Regions from separate parts of the Homo sapiens genome. Here region 2 is linked to region 1. Evidence: read pairs that join two places in POLR2A ChIA-PET (ENCODE). Cell type or tissue: A673. All regions are shown on one strand. Each heading gives the region's core, and the rest is flanking DNA. Links, peaks and the distances in the headings are about the cores only. Region 1 has its middle 480 kb from the start of LINC02630. Region 2 has its middle 320 kb from the start of LINC02630.

Region 1 (5,388 bases), core at 260-5,259:
TACAAGTTTCTAAAAGACAGTATTAATGTTCTCTGTGCACATTAGGATATAAAGTCCTGGGTACTGCAGGACATTTAGTAAACTATTCAATGAAACACCTTAAATGTCAAGCACAGGGATTTGGAAATAGAGAGCTATTGGTTTGTGAGGAAAATATTGCATTATAAGAACGTTATAGGAATACATATACATACATATATGTATACATACATATATATATTCCTACAATATCTTTTTCAGATAATAAAATAGAATAGAATGAGACATTATATATTATATGTTCATTATATATACATATATTATATATTTGTGTATCTGTGTAATGTCTCACAGTCCATTCTTTTTTATCTGAATTTTTATGTTTTAAATTTAGCGATCTTTAACTCACTAATCTTGTATTTCAATGTGTCCAAATAACTTTTAAACCCATCCCAATGGGTTCTTAATAAGTTTTTAAAATTTCTTTTTAGTTGATGCATAAGAATTGTGTATATTTATGGGGTACAATGTGATGTTTTGATGCTGACTTTGTAAAATGAGTTTAGATGTACTTCTTCAATTTTTTGAAATAGTTTGAGGAGGGTATTAGTTCTATAAATCTTGGTAGAATTCTGCTGTGAAGGCATCTGTTCCAGAGCTTTTCTGGGAGATTTTGTTATTATTATTATTAATTCAATCTCCTTATTCCTTATTCATCTGTTCAAATTTTCCATTTTGTTTTTATTCAGTCTTCGTAGGTTGTATATGTCTAAGAACTTTCTTGTTTTTCCTGGGTTATCCAACTTGGTGTGTAACTCTAATTATTCATAGTAGTCTCATGATATTTTATATTTCTGTGGTAATATTTGTAATATCTTCTCTTTCATTTCTGATTTTGAGTCTTTTTTCTTTTGTGTTTAGTCTTGCTAAAAGTTTGTCCATTTAGTCTATCTTTTCAAAGAACCACTTGTAGCTTAATTCATCTACTATATTGTCTTTCTTGTCTCTATTTCATTTATTTCTGCTCTGATATTTATTATTTCCATATTTCTACTGACTTTAGACTTAGTTTGTTCTTCTTTTTCTAGTTTTTTTGAGGCGTAATATTATTTATTTTTGATCTTTCTTTTTTGACGTATAAACTTCAATTTTAGAACTAGTTTTGCTGCATCCCATAACTTATGGTATCTTGTGTTTCCATTTTCATTTGTCTTAAAATATTTTTTAATTTTACTTTTAATTTTTTTCTTTGACCCATTGGTTGTGGTGAGCATGTTGTTTAAGTTCCATGTATTTATGAATTTTCCAAGACTTTTCCTGTTACTGATTTCTACTTTTATTCATTTGTGGACAGAAAAGATAGGTGATATGATTTCAAGCTTCTTAAATTTGTTAAAACTTGTTTGTGGCCTAAAATGTGATCTCTCCTGGAGAACGTTTCTTGTGCACTTTAGAAGAATGTGTACCCTACTGCTGCTGGATGGAATTTTCTGTATTTGTCTGTTCGGTCGATCTATGGTCTATTTGGCCTAAAGCGTTGTCCAAATCCATTATTTCCCTACCGATTTTCTGTCTAGATAATTTATCCATTGTTGAAAGTGGGAGTCTTGAATTCATCTATTATTATTTTCTTGCAGTGTATCTTATACTTCAGATCTATTAATATTTTCTGTCTAGATAATTGATTCATTATTGAAAGTAGGAGTCTTGAATTCATCTATTATTATTTTCTTGCAGCGTATCTCATACTTCAGATCTATCAATATTTGCTTTACATGTTTTGGTGCTCTGATACTGGGTGCATACATCCTTAAAATTCTTATATCCTCTCGATGAATTAGCCTCTTTATCATAATATGGTGACCTTCTTTGTCTTTTCTTACAGTTTTGACTTAATGTTTATTTTGTCTGATATAAGTATAGCCACCTCCATTTTCTTGTGGTTATCATTTGCCTGGAATATCCTTTTTATTATTATTATTTCCTACCTCTCAGTTTATGTGTGCCCTTAAGGCTAAAGTGAATCTCTTGTAGGGAGCATATTATTCAATCTTGTCTTTTTATTCATTCAGCTACTCTATCTCTTTTGATTACAGAATTTAATCCATCTACATTTAAAGTAGTTATTGACAGGTAAGAACTTACTACTGCCATCTTGCTAATTTTTTTTTTAGTTTTGTAGTTATCTTGTTCCACTCTTCCAATCTTGCTGCCTTTTTGTGTGATTTTTGTAGTGATATGCTTTGATTCCTTTCTCTTTTGTGTTCTACTAGAGTTTTTTTTTCTTTGTGGTTACCATGAAGTTTGAATTAAAATATCTTATAGTTATAATGCCCTAATTTAAGCTAATAGTATTTTATCTTCTATTGCATACAAAGAATCTACACTTTTATTTCTCTCGAAATTTTATGCTATTGGTCCATTCTTTACGTCTATTTATATTGTGTATCTGTAAACTAATTGTTTATAGTTATAGTTGCTTTTAATAGTTTTCTTTTAATTCTTATACTAAAATTAAGAGTGATTTACATACCACCTTTACAGTAATAGAGTATGCTGAATTTGACTATATATTTACCTTTACCAGTGAATTTTATACATTAATATGTTTTCACGTAGTTACTTATTATCTTTTTTTTTTTTGACAAAAAAATCTTGCTCTGTCACCCAGGCTGGAGTGCAGTGGTACAACTTCCACCTCCCAGGTTCCAGCAATTCTCCTGCCTCAGCCTCCCAAGTAGCTGGGACTACAGGCATGCGCCACCATGCCCAGCTAATTTTTACATTTTTTAGTAGAAACCATATTGACCAAGCTGGTCTCGAACTCCTGACCTTGTGTTCAGCCTGCCTTGGCCTCCCAAAGTGCTGGGATTACAGGCGTGAGCCACCCCACCCAGCCTATCTTTCTATTTCAATTCAAATAACTCTCTTAAGCATTCTTGTAAGGCCAGTCTCCTGGTGATGAACTCCCTCAGCTTGTTTGTCTTTGAATATCATTGTCTCTCCTTCATTTATGGAGGACAGCTTTACTGGGCAAAATACTCTTGATTGGTTTTCTTTTAGAATTTTGTGTATGTCACTTTACCCTCTCCTTGGTTGCAAGCTTTCTGTTGAGAAGTCTACTGATAGCCTTATGGAATATTCTTTCTATGTGACAAGTTTCTTCTCTCTTCCTTTATTCAAGAGTCTCTTTTCTGTCTTTCTTGATTTTTGACAATTTGATTATAATGTGTCTCAAAGTCTTCCTTTTTTAAAATTGATCTTGCTAGGACAGCTTTGACCTTCCTGAAACTGTATATTCATATCACTCCCAAGATTTGGGAAGTTTTCAGGCAGTATTTATTTAAATAAGCTTTCTACCTCTTTGTCTCTTTCTTCTCTTTATGGTATTCCAGTAGTTTGTATGCGGTTGATCTTTTATATTTGCTTGTTCTGCATCCATGGATTCAAGCTACCACTGATGGAAAATATTTTTAAAAAACAATAAAAATAACAATACAACAATAAAAATAATACTAGAAAACAATACAGTATAATAACTATATAACTTTTACATTGTATTAAGTACTATAAGTAATGGAGAGATTATTTAAAGCATATTGTGAGGGTATGCATAGGTTATGTGCAAATACTATGCCATTTTATATATGGGACTTGAGTGTTAGCAGATTTTTATATTTATGAGGGGTTCTGGAACCAATTTCCTGTGGATACCAAGGGATGCCTATATTCATGTTTGGTGGTTCTTATGCTTTCTTCACTTTTTTTCATTATTTTTTATTGCTCTAATTGGTTAATTTCAAGTGACCTACTTTTGGGTTCACTAATTCTTTCTTCTGCATGATCAAGTCCACTGTTAGAACTCAGTTTTTCAGTTCTTTCATATTATTCATCTGCTCTAGGGCGTCTGTTGAGTTTTTTTATGGTTCCTATTTCTATATTAAACTTCTTTATTTGTTCATTTAATATTTGTATAATTTTACTTAGTTGTCTATGTGTATTTTCTTGCATCTCATTGAGCTTCTTTAGGATAATTCTTTTGAATTATTTTTCAGACAATCCACACATCTCCATTTCTTTGGAGTCACTTATTGAAGTTTTATTAGTTTCCTTTGGTGGTATAATGTTTGTGTGATTATTTGTTATCTGTGTAGCTTTGCATTGATGTCTATACGCTGAAAGGAGCAAACTCATCTCTCAGGCTTTACAGACTGGATTTGCCAAGTTAAAATCCTCTCCTATTAGGTCTTTGGATTAAGGAGATTGCCTCTGGGATTGCAGTAGGCAGTAGAGTGGTATTAGATCCAGGTCATGTGGCTGATATTGGGTCTGCAGTAGACACCATAATCAACAGGCCTCTTTCCAGGGGTTCTCTTGGGCATGAGTTCTATCTGGTCCCTGGGTGAACTGGACCATCTCTAAGATCTTAGTATGTGGAGCTGATATTGATATGATGTACTGCTTCAGAATTTACCCAGTATGCTGATGAGTGTGGCCTTTTCTGAGTCTCTGAGAGAGCTTCCATTGGATCACTGGTTGGATGATCTGCCCTGGGCTGGTTGTACTGCCCTGGTCCATGATTTGAGATGGCTGGAATTAAGATTCAAGGTTGTTTCAGGGCCCACAGCTGAGACTGAGAAGTTCAGGCCAGTCTCCAGGATCATAACTAAGCGTATATCCTGGTAGGTTTCTGGGTTAGCAGTCTTATTTTTAGACTGTAATTGAGAAAGATTGGAGCCAATTTTTAAGGGTTATTCAAGATCCATAATGGGACCAAAGTCAGGGCATTACCTATAGGGGCACTGCTAGACGTGTCTCCCTCTGGGTCCCCAAGCAAGCAGAACTGTTATCAATCTCTACACAAAAGGGGCATAAGATCCAGGGTCATTTGAGGATCCACTTTGGGACAAAGTTTGGCAAGCCTCCCATGGACACTCAGATGGGCATGTCTCCCACTAGAATCCTAGCTGGGCAGAACTGCTTCCAGACCACAGCTGGGAGGGGCTAATTAACTCAAGCTTCAGGGCTAATTCACAATATGCTGTAAGAATTATGTTGGCAAGCCTGACCTGGTGGCATGGGTGGGTGATATTCCCAGCCAGTTCCCTAATCAGACAGAATTGTTCCCAGACCACGGCTGAGATGAGGCTGGAGCTGAGATTCAGAACCCATTTGGGAACTGTTATGGGATGGAGAATGGCAAGCCCATCCAGGTGCATCTCCCAAGAGTTCCAAGCAGTACTAAACTAGGAGCATAGCTGAGGGGGTGTTGGAGCTGAGTTACAGGATATCTTTTGGGTTTAATGCTGAGACCAATGTTGGCAGCCCTGTCTGCCCAGACACTAGTGTGCATGATTCCCCCTAGGCCCATTGGCAGATAGTTTCAGTAGCAGGGTCAAGGCCAAATAG
Region 2 (5,388 bases), core at 278-5,277, 160 kb before region 1:
TTTCCAAGGGTTCCTAGTGATTTGCATCCTTTTCCTTACCCATGTTCTGAGAGACGAAAAATAAATCCTGGGTAAATGTAATGGGTACAATATTTCCTTTACTGCGAGGCTGTGTGATGGTTGGCAGATGTGCTGTCCTTGGATGAGCTGAAAAAAAAATATGCTTTCTGTGAGCAGCTCTCTCCCAAGTATAAAGAAGAACTCTCCTTGTAAAGTTGTTTTCCTTGGACTTGCCTAAATTTTCTTATTTATTTATTTATTTTTTTAGATGGAATTTCACTCTTGTTGCCCAGGCTGGAGTGCAATGGCGCAATCTTGGCTCACCACAACCTCCACCTCCTGGGTTTAAGAGATTCTCCTGCCTCAGTCTCCTGAGTACCTGGGATTACAGGCGCCTGCCACCATGCCTCGCTAATTTTGTATTTTTAGTAGAGATGGGATTTCTCCATGTTGGTCAGGCTAGTCTTGAACTCTCAACCTCAGGTGATCCACCTGCCTCTGCCTCCCAAAGTGCTGGGATTACAGGGTTGAGCTACCACGCCCGGCCAATCTTCTTAATTTAAGAGACAAAGGAAAGCCTAGAATTATACTAATTTAGCTTCCTTTAGAGGAACCTACCATGAATGATATATTGCAAGTGAGAAAGTAGTGTTCTCCTTCATAATACACCTTCTCTGTTTTTGTTTACCTAAAATTACTTTTAGTTTTGGAATTATTGTTTTTTGAGAATGCAATTCTAGACAGAAAGTTATTTTCTCTTAGTATGTGGAAGATATTTGACCACTATCTTTTGTCTTTCATTACTGTTGTTGAGATGTTGAGAAATAGGTTGTCAGCTTAATTTCAGTTCATTTGTAGGTCAACTGTGTTTTCCTTCTGGCTACTTTTAAGATTTCCGTTTTGTCTTTCATGGCTTGCACTTAGACTAACATATTGTGGATGGACTTCCTTTGATTTATCCTGCTTTCAATACTTTGGCCTTTTTATTTTTTAAGAGATAGAGTCTTGCTATGTTGCCCAGTTTGGACGTGAACTCCTGGCTTTAGGCGATCCTTCCACCTCAGCTTCCCAAATGGCTGGGATTAACACTTTGAACTTTTTAATGGAGAAAACATGCCTTTCTTAAATCTAGATGTTTCAGCAATTACCAATTCAAATGTTGCTTTTTCCTCATTTCTCATAATAAATCTTTCTCTTTACCTTTCCTTCATGTTTTCTATCCATCTTTGCTTTTATGTTATATTTGATGCAATTTTTCCAGTTAATTTCTTGCTTTTGAAACCTCTCTTCAATTTTATCTAAGCAGCTAATTAATTCCTTCATTGGGTTTTACATTTCTCTATAGAGCATGTATATATAATATATATTCTACATATTGCATATAATGTAATTATATATGCATACATAATACATGTTTATATATTGCATATGCATCAGTTATATACATATAACTCTAGAATTTGTTTTGGTTTAATGTCTTTGATAATTTTGATATTTTGATTGTCTTTTCCTCACGAATCTCAATTTAGAGGTCTCAGTGAGAAGAGCTCATCTTTACTCCCCTGGACAGTGGCTTCCTGTGGGTTTTCCTCCATATGTGCATCTCCACTGGGCAGCATGGCTTCTTCACAGCATTGTGGCTGAGCTCTAAGAAAAAGTGTACCAAGAAACAGTAAGTGGAAGCTTCCAGGCTCGTAATGCCTGGGCCTAGAAACTGGCACAGCACCACCTCCACTGGTATTGTGTTGGTCAGGTAATGAGAACTCAGATTCTAGGAGAGACTTTGGCACCATCTCTCAATGGGAAAAATGTTTTAAAAGTTTGGGGACAGGTTTCAAACCTCACAGATGCACTGATATGATTCTGTTCGTTCTAGACTTTTAAACTTAGACAAATATAGAATAAAAGAAGTTTGTTTAGAAGCTTAAAATGGACAATTAGAATTGCTAAAAACAGCACTAGCAGCTGGACATGTTGGTCCTTGGAGACTCACTTTGGGCCAGATTTACAAAGATTGAGGTGTATAGCTAGCTCTACATGGCTTCATCTTTTGCAGTGTCTTTATGTGACACAGTCTGCTGTTCTTGAAACATAAGGGTCAATATATTTATGATAAAAACATTTTACTTTCCTTTGATCAAGAACATTTCAGCACCTTAGGACTTCAGTGAATATTTGCTGATTAGTTGGAGAAACCTCAACACAGACGCACAGCCCGATCTTTCCAGAAGGTGGTCAATTGCTGAATGAGCGGAAGATAGTAAGAAATACAATTTGACAGTCACGCTCATTTTTTTTTTCATGAAATACCATTACAATTTTCTATAAATTTGCCGCTGGAACTATTTGATATTTAAGAATACTATAAACAATTTTAGTGGTACAATTTCTCACAGGCAGCCATTTTAAGGTGTTAAGAATGAATGATTTTGTATCCAGTTGAAATCTTAAAATTTCTTTCTAGTCTGCCTTCTTTCACATTGAGCCATTTGAGTTGAGTGTTCAAGTGCTAAATTTCTTCTTGGGCTTCATGCTTTCACTGGATTTGAAGATGGCTTTGCAGTTGTCCTGCTGACAGGGGCTTCAGAGACAGAGACAATTATAGAAAGAAAGGCGTCTGTTTCAGGGCTCTGTGCAATTCAAAGCTGAGTCTCCCTTAAAAAGCCCACTAGAAATGACTCATAAATAGTTTCCAACAGGGCTCCTGTCAAATGATGGCAAAAATCTTTTAAGTCCCAAATATGTGCAAATGAATCTCAATTTGGCTTTGCATGATGCTTTTCCTTCTATTTGATTCATTTTCAAAGTCAGCATAGTGTCATCATTGTTTCTTTCAGAAGGAGCAAATACATCCAAACTTGGACATATAGAATTACTGTGCTTCTGGTGGATGAATTAATCCCCAAAAGTCTGAAAACTTAAAAGCCTTACTTTTGGCATCTTTTCAGCTAGACTCAGAGGCATCAGTCTAAGTGGATCTTAATTTAAATGCATGGATATAAATCTAATCGAGAAGACTATTTGTGCATATTATAAATTATCAGTGAACAGTGCATGAAAACCAGTCTGAATTGTCCATTGAAAACCGACATTCAGGTATTCAGAATGAAGCAGTATGACTAGTTATGCAGTGTCTAAGTGTTCTTTTTCCATGGGAAAAGAAGCACATATTTTCCATATGCTAACCTAACCAGGTAGAAAATCATTTTGCAGACACACTGACAGATGACTGTTTCTCTATGCACAATGACCCCACTGTTCCAGTATTGTTCTGTTTGAAGTTGTATTTAGCCTCTTTCACTCCAGTCTCCTTATATAATTCTTTGCTAATCTAATATCTAAAACTGATCATGCTGTAGATAAAATTTGCCTTTCCCTTTTCTCAATCTCGTACTTAAGTTAACACACTCAGAGACTGTCCTTGACTCCTCTTTCTTTCTTTCTTTTCACCTATGCATCCTAAATGCCTTTCATTTTGCCTCTGGAGTTTTTAAAAGTCTGTCTTCCAGTCTCAATTTCTTCTGCCGCTGCCCTAGTTCAGGCAGTTCCCATCTTTAGCTTGGACCAATGCAATAGGCTCCATGTATGTTTTTTGGCTTCTAGATTCTCCTTAGCTTCTCAATATATCCTTGCCACGGGGGTCAGGATACCACCTTTAACAAATTTAAATCTGATTACATCACACATTTATTTATAAAGGCATTGGGATCTTCTATTGCATAAGTCAGAATAAAATCCAAGCTGCATAGGCTAGCTCCAATCTTTCCAGCTCCAGTTCCTGCCACTTCTATTTATACATCATCCCAAGCAAATTATTTAATTTCCCACACATTCATGATTTGGCTCATATTCATTCTTCTACTTGGCATATTCCAACTCTTTCCTGTTTGACACTGTCCTACTCATTTTTCAATATCACCTCTTTCAAAGTCTTTTAGGCAAAACAAAGCCATTGCACTTTTAGCTTTTTTTTTCTTTTGATATTCTCAGTATTATATTTTCACATGCAGTGAATAATATTATCTAACACCACTGAGCACTTCCTATTTAACTACCCCATCGATCTTATTCTGCAGATGAAAAAAAAAACTGAGGCTCAAGGAGTTTATCTAAGGCCGCATTGGTGTAAGTGTCAAGTCTCACTTCAGAATCTACAGCTATTTTCTGACATTAGCTTTGAAATTCCTTTGCTATACCCTATTTTCTGCTCATGTTTTATCCTGTTGCCTAGCATGTATGAGATAACTGTCTTAGACCAGGCTCGTGGGTAAAAAAAAAATCTAAGATAGAAACTTATATGCAGGAGCTATATTGGGGGATGCTCTCATGATCAATACATGTAAAAGACTTAAGGAGGCAGGACTGGGCAAAGAGAAGAACTGAACTATGAGGCATTTGCAGCAAAAGTCTCAGCTTCTCCCATGCGGAAGCTCAAGAGCTCAGATGGCTCTGAAGAGATATTTCATCTTGAGGCAAGGAAGCTGGGCAATCACCCACCTGCTTTGACTGTCACTGGAGGTGGCTGTCACCAGAGAGAGGGTGTAAACTTGAACACAGTATCTCCTTTCAAGGATTGGCCATCAATGGCCAACATTCCTGGTCCCACAATGAATAGCTCAGTCAGAAAGGGGTTCCCAGGGCTCATCACAGCCTTTATGTTATCCTTCTGTCTGTGTCTTCTTCTTAATACTCTGTGATGGATTGATCAAGGTCCATTTTATTTTCCACTACTGGTCTGAAAGTTACACATTCAGTATTTTTTAGTGGTTATCCTTATGGTTTTAATGTACATAGGTCTGAAGTTACCCATGTCCTCTTTCCACCTCCCAATTGACTCAGGGATCTCAGAGTACTTTGTCTCATCACCTTCCATCATTTTGTGTGATGCTGCTGCTCAGCACATCTGCTGCATTTCCCTATGCTGTAATGGGTTGTTAACGATTACTGCGTTGTATGGATTTTCTAACATGTTTGTTACCATTCATTCTTTCTTGCATCTCACTCGTTTTTCTGGGTTCAATTTCCTTTTCCTTGAAATGTCTTCTTTCGTAGTTTTTTTTCAGTGAGTATCTATTAATTGAAACTTCTCTTACTCTTTGCTTATATGAAATTCTTCAGCTTTTCCCATCTTTGAATGATCATGTAGCAGGTTGTAGGATTCTAGGTTGACGGTTATTTGCTTTCAGCACTTTGAGCATATGGTTCCATTTCTCCTGGCTTCTACTGTGCCTTTGAGCAGTTTTCAGTTAAGCCCAATTCCTGAAGAGGTGCTCAGCTCAGAGCCTCAGCCTCAACATGCTAAGTAGCTGGGAAAATGAATACCTCAATTCTGGAGGGGGGACATCTTTATGGTATACCGCATCATCCACTACAGAAAGTAATTGAGTT

Evidence for each region. Peaks named below come from ENCODE experiments on the same cell type or tissue, not always from the same donor. Only the 100,000 strongest peaks of a DNase experiment are listed, where the experiment ranks them.
Region 2: POLR2A ChIA-PET joins it to region 1 with 5 read pairs; 2 of 35 experiments call an interaction of 5 or more read pairs at or near these places.

The regions. Positions count from the first base shown.
Region 1 is chr10:36,375,774-36,381,161 of GRCh38, forward strand. No RefSeq gene overlaps it. Among named protein-coding and RNA genes, the nearest start is that of LINC02630, 480 kb to the left of the region's middle. In A673, for the core only: no CTCF peak of the experiment used is centred there; no DNase peak of the experiment used is centred there.
Region 2 is chr10:36,217,485-36,222,872 of GRCh38, forward strand. No RefSeq gene overlaps it. Among named protein-coding and RNA genes, the nearest start is that of LINC02630, 320 kb to the left of the region's middle. In A673, for the core only: no CTCF peak of the experiment used is centred there; a DNase peak (open chromatin) is centred at 2,777.